2 separate regions of the Homo sapiens genome follow, and region 2 is linked to region 1. Evidence: read pairs that join two places in POLR2A ChIA-PET (ENCODE). Cell type or tissue: endothelial cell of umbilical vein. All regions are shown on one strand. Links, peaks and the distances in the headings refer to the core of each region. The heading gives the core; the rest is flanking DNA. Region 1 has its middle 44 kb from the start of PLPP4. Region 2 overlaps LINC02930 (long intergenic non-protein coding RNA 2930).

The links. Peaks named below come from ENCODE experiments on the same cell type or tissue, not always from the same donor. Only the 100,000 strongest peaks of a DNase experiment are listed, where the experiment ranks them.
Region 2: POLR2A ChIA-PET joins it to region 1 with 5 read pairs; 2 of 35 experiments call an interaction of 5 or more read pairs at or near these places.

The regions. Positions count from the first base shown.
Region 1 is chr10:120,411,655-120,414,571 of GRCh38, forward strand. No RefSeq gene overlaps it. Among named protein-coding and RNA genes, the nearest start is that of PLPP4, 44 kb to the right of the region's middle. In endothelial cell of umbilical vein, for the core only: no CTCF peak of the experiment used is centred there; no DNase peak of the experiment used is centred there.
Region 2 is chr10:120,682,766-120,685,682 of GRCh38, forward strand. The region is part of intron 2 of LINC02930 (long intergenic non-protein coding RNA 2930); the gene reads left to right. Among named protein-coding and RNA genes, the nearest start is that of LINC02930, 76 kb to the left of the region's middle. In endothelial cell of umbilical vein, for the core only: no CTCF peak of the experiment used is centred there; a DNase peak (open chromatin) is centred at 1,606; H3K27ac peaks cover 692 bases.

The DNA of each region.
Region 1 (2,917 bases), core at 292-2,791:
AGTTCAGCAGCCAGGGCTTGCAAATTTAATGGAAAAAAGACAGATTAACAGGAGAAAAGTAATATAAATTTTATTAATATTTTATGTGGATAGGAGTTTACAGAAAGGAAGTGAAACTCAAAGAAGCAGTTCAACTCAGCAGCATATATATGATACCATTTTAGCAAAGTAAGGTGGGGTTGGGTTTCAAGGCACAATAAGTTGTGGAAAAGTGACTAGAAAATATATGGGAGAAAGTAATGGAAGAGAAGGGCTATTTTAGTAAGGTTTGCTCATGGCAACTTTTCTTGGCGCCGACTCTCTCTCTAGTGATGAAGGTTATTCTCCTGTTCCTGGTAGGGTGAAGGGGACACCTTCACAAAGGGAAATTTGTATCCTGCTTTTCGGCAGCAAACGGGAGGCAAGAGAATTCTTGCCACTGTTGATTCTCAAATGCCTTCAGCTCACAATGAGCCTCATACCAAAGTGACGTATTTGGAGGGTGGCATATCCTGATCCCCATCAAGAGGCACAGTTGATGGGGGAAGAGAGAAGAGGCTCTTCCATGGAGGGCTGTGGGCCATGATGAGGTCTTAGGATTTTATTCAAAATGCAATGAGAGAGGCTGTTGAAGAGTTTTAGGCAAGAAAATGACATGAACTGATTTATATTTTAAGCAATTTGCTCTGGCATCTTTGTGAATAATCATGTCTCTCCTCTCTGCTTGGGAAGTAAGCTGAGAATTTGAGTGTCTCCCATTCCATAAACGAAAGCTTGTGTGAGGTTAGGCAGTCAGCAGAGAACTGTGGGGGTTATTTGGAGAGACCTCTGCCATTAGTTCCTAGAGGCAGAAGCTGAGAGGGGCTGACTACCACAGTGGCCACTGCTGAAACCAAGCCCAGCTGACACTCAGAAGGAAGGATAAAGAAACCAGGTGTCCACACAGGGCAGACGCTGCCTTAGCCAACTGCTATCATGCTTCAGGTTACCCTCCTGGACAGGGAGCGTGGGTAAGGCGACTGCAGGAGCCAGAGCACCAGGAGCTCCAGAGAGACGAAGGAAGAACAACTTCCCTCGGTTCTCAATGTGGGAGCCCAGAGGAGAAATCCTCAGGGCCAAAATGGCAGAGACCTTTAGGGAGAGGAAAGATGGAGTCCCTCCTGCCCAGTGGACTAATGCCATGGCCAACCTCAACATTTGTGTCTAATTCCACCCCCCACCCACCCCCAGTCCTAAGATTGAAGTGGAAATGGGCCATGGGACAAGCCAGGAGTAATGTGGAAAGTGGACACTGGGGTTGGTTGTCTCCACTGGAAGCCAAGGGCTCCATTCTGAATTAGGAAATGTACCCTGAAGGCAGATGGCCCTCCCCATGGCATGCAGTAGCTACCACTTTAGAAGCAGGAGCCTGGCTGGGTATGGTGGCTCACACTTGCAATCCCAGCACTTTGGGAGGCCGAGGCGGGCAGATCACGAGGTCAGGAGATCAAGACCATCCTGGCCAACATGGTGAAGCTCCATCTCTACTAAAAATAAAAAAATTAGCTGAGTGTGGTGGCACATGCCTGTAATCCCAGCTACTCAGGAGGCTGAGTCAGGAGAATTGCTTGAACCAAGGAGTCAGAGGTTGCAGAGAGCCAAGATTGCACCACAGCACTCCAGCCTGATGACAGAGCAAGATTCGCTCTCTCTCAAAAAAAAAAAAAAAAAAAAAAAAAAGAATCAGGAGCCCAAGGGCAGTGCTTTTAATGAAAGTGCAAAGGAAGAGAAGCTCTAAGAGGAAAATAAGCAAATTTCAAGAAAGATGAGAAAATAAATTTGTGGATGATTCACTTGCACTATGTTGAAATGGAAGATCTTAATCATAGTGAGTACCATGAATAGAAAACAACATGAAACTGTGTAAAAACATTAGAGATCACGAAGGGAAGGACACAACAGGGAAAGAAGTCAGAGAAATGAGTGAAAGGTTAATTCCAACAAGTGCTTTGCTGTATGGAAGAATTTAAATTCAGTAAAGCAAGAGCTTAAAGAAGAGATTAAAATATTAACAGATATCAGGTCTTAGATAAGAAAGAAACAGAACTTTAAAAAAATTAATGAAGTTGTAAGAAAGAGAATAGACTTGGCTAAAAACAAGTTAAGAGAGCTGGAATAGAAGGCTGAGGTAATCATGATGAACACAGCACACAGAACCCACTATGGTAAATGTATACCTGTGTAACAAACCTGCACATTCTGCACATGTATCACAAAACTTCCAGGCAAATTTAAAAAAAAGAAAATCTACTCTTAAGTAAACCCAACAAGTTTTCTGGCTGGCCTAATATTAAATTATCTGCATTTGCTTAATAAAAAAAAAAGAAAAAAATGCCTGTTTGAATAGAATATTGCGCTGAATCATTTGGTTCTCAAGTGCTATAGGCACTTGGAGGTATTACAATAAATTAGGAGGTCATCTATCATTTCCGTCTCCATTGGAGGACTGTGATGCCAATATCCAGGCTGTACTGCAAAATTCCAATATCGTGGAACACCTGGCTGTTCTCTAATTTGAGGAGAGAAGCCGATCACCTCTGCACAAACACATTCCATTTCCATAGACAATTCAGCAGCATAGATGGAAACGCTTCAGGACACATCCCAGGACTTGCACCATCAGCCAAGCTCTGCGTTCACCTCCCTGAAAAGCAATCATCCTGGTGTTCATTATCTAGAACTTTCTAAGAATGGACCATTTTATTTTAGAAAAGAATGGCAACAAGAGTTAAGATCAAGTTTTAACCAGTATTTAACATACCTTTCCCTCAACCTATTTAATACACCATGGGCTCACTACAGGAGTGTTGAAATTTCTGTATAAGAGTCACTGCTCTTGCGATAGTTTACTGAGAATGATGATTTCCAATTTCATCCATGTCCCTACAAAGGACATGAA
Region 2 (2,917 bases), core at 144-2,643, 270 kb after region 1:
ATCTTTCCTTCCAGTAAATATATTTGAAAATTTTATTTTTGTAATCAGATTTTCTTTTGAATTTAACTTTTAAGCTAATTTTAGGATTTACTATAGACACATTTATACCAGGATTTTCCCATTTTAAGTACTTAGCTTTTATTCTTATCATGCTTAAAATTGATGTACATATTCAAGTGTTCTTTTTTCACCAAATAAGTAAAGATATATTTTTTTCTGAATTCTTGTCTTTGTGGTAATGTCTTTCTTCTAGTTTTTCACATAACCAGCAACTTGGCCTTGGAAAATCCCTGGGAACCAGTCCTTTGTCCTCGTGTCTCCTTAGCTGTTACTTCTTTGTGTTTTAGTCTTTAGCATTATAGAGGGAAAAAAATCATACCAGTTTTTAATCACTTATAGATAATCTATTTTTCTTTTTGCTTTTATTTCTAATTTGATTTGTTTTCTTGTTTTAAACACTTGTACAATTTTACATTTGTTCTTGCAATTCAATAAAGGGCCAGGGTATTTTTAGACATGAGTCTAATTTTATTAACATTACCTGTTACATGGCAAATCTTCTGTATATAAGTATATATTGTCTTGCACCTCAGGAAAGTTTATTTCTTTTTATGTCTTTATTATTTTAGTTTTAGGTTTTTTTTCTTCCTTTGGAAAACCTGTAACACTTTAGTTCAGTCTTCTTCGTTATCTTCTGCATCTTGTATCTTTCCTTTTATTATTTTGGTGTCTTTGCCTTTTCCTATGCTTTCTGGAAGAGCAACTCACTTTCTTCCTGAATATCCTTGATTTAGTTTTTATGTAAATTTTGTTCTTTCTTGCCTCCAGTTCAGGTTTTAATTAGACCCTTCCATTTCCTTCTTAGTTTATCTGATTCCCTTGCCTCCTGCGCTTATCCTTCCCTGCGGCATTCTATTTCTGTTTCAAAAGGCCAAGTAATTTTATAAATCATTAAATATGTCTGATAAATTTCTAAAAAGGTGTTTTGATATCTGGAGTGAATCAGAGTGATGCATTTCCTTTGGGCTTTCAGAATGATTTTTCTTCTTACTCATTTTATAGCTTAAAAAAATTGTTGGGTCTTACTGCGTTTCTTAATTTTTCCTAAAACAGAGAGCTATATAGGGCTGGTGTTCTACAGACAAGGCCTGTCCTGTCTTGTCTACTCACCTGGTATCCCCCGCACAGTACATGGCCTGACACATAGTAGGCACACAACGATTATCCATTGAATGAATGATTGGCTAGGGAAAGCAATTCAACTAGTTTTCATCTTAGACATATGTTTTAAAAACCTTGTATAACAGAATCAAAATAAAGAAAGGGAGTTTTATTGCTTGGGTTGGAAGGAATTTATCCCTCAGCTGATGGCTCAGTGAACACAGCAAACCGGGTGAGCTTTCACCATCATCTTGCTCAGATGTATTTTTCTATACTTTCCCCTGCCAGTTGCCAAGAGACATTAATGAATCTTACAAAAGTCTGGACCATATATATCTTCAGAAGTGTCTGCCCTGCTCAGCCTGTGGACAATTATTCAAGTCATTGGAGATAGCTGGCCCAGTCAGGAAGGCCGTCTTCCTCACAACCAAGGCTTGGGTTTGACACCTTGTACATCCTGCATAAACAAACTCTGTTTGATTCAGGCCCCAAGGCAGACACAAAACAAGCGTTACCCACAAAGTGCAGCTGGGAGGAAGCTTGTCTGTTATCTGGGAGGAGGACAGAAGCTCAAGCTACGCACAAAACTTGCTTGGCTCATTTTATTAGATAACCCCTGCCCCCCGCCCCCCGCCCCACTTCCTGACTCTCTCTCTCTCTCTCTCTCTCTCTCTCTGTCTCACACACACACACACACACACACACACACACACACACACACACACACATTCCTCATCTGAGCCCAGCCCAGGAAGGTCCAGAAGGAGGCATACACATGCCTAGTGGGCCTTGTATTGTAGTGACCATTACAAAGAAATGTTTTAAAGGAAAGTAAAGGATTTTGCAGAATCCCATTTGCAGGGAAAGACCTGTTCTGTGCTGGCACCTGCTCCTATGTTTCTTCTAGCCACATTTGAAGGAGTCTCTAGAGCCCATGAAGAAGGCACATCCGATGTGTGGGAGGAATCAGAGTGCAAGAGGATGCAGAGGTCTGGGAGGAGCCTCCAGAGGGAAAAGCAACCTGCATCCTAGCTCCACAGATGCGCAGTCTCCCCTGCCCCAAATCCTGGAGCTGGCTTGGCATTTTGTCTGATGAATAACGCAGGGTTCTCCAAAATAGTTTTGCTCTAAAGATCGATTTCCTCAGATATCAAAACAGAAACCATGAGCAGCCCTCTCTCCAACTAAAGATAAGACATTTCAGAATACGAGAGGGCACACGACCCCCAAGACTGAAAGAGAGAGACTTGTTGATGCCACATGGGAGTATACTTCATTTGGCAATTATCCTCTCCCATTTTTACCCTCAATGGATCTGGAAATGGAGTCTGCAGACACTCTGGCTGATTTCCTAATGGGATCAAAGGAGTAATCCTGCAGAGCTCCCTGTGGACGCCACAGCAGGAGCGGGAGGGTCTCCTGGCAATGTTTGTAACACCTCCTTTGGATGTTGATTCTGCCCTAAGGTGCATGATGTTCTGCAGTGGAAATGGGTTGGCTCCCAGTTCTGCTCAGACTTTCAGACATTAATCTCTCAGACAGTTCAGAAGCTACAGTCAAGTCAGAATGGGAGGGAATGTGTCTGGGTGCCAGGTCCAGCCGTTAGGGCCCTTCTCAGCATGACTCCACACTTCCTTCTGGCCTTAACTCCCAATGTTCCTTTATACATCGCCTTAAACTACAGTAAAACTCAGCAGCTAAGCACAACCTTACTTTTCAACTTCCGTTTTGAGTAGGGTGGAGAGACACCTTCACT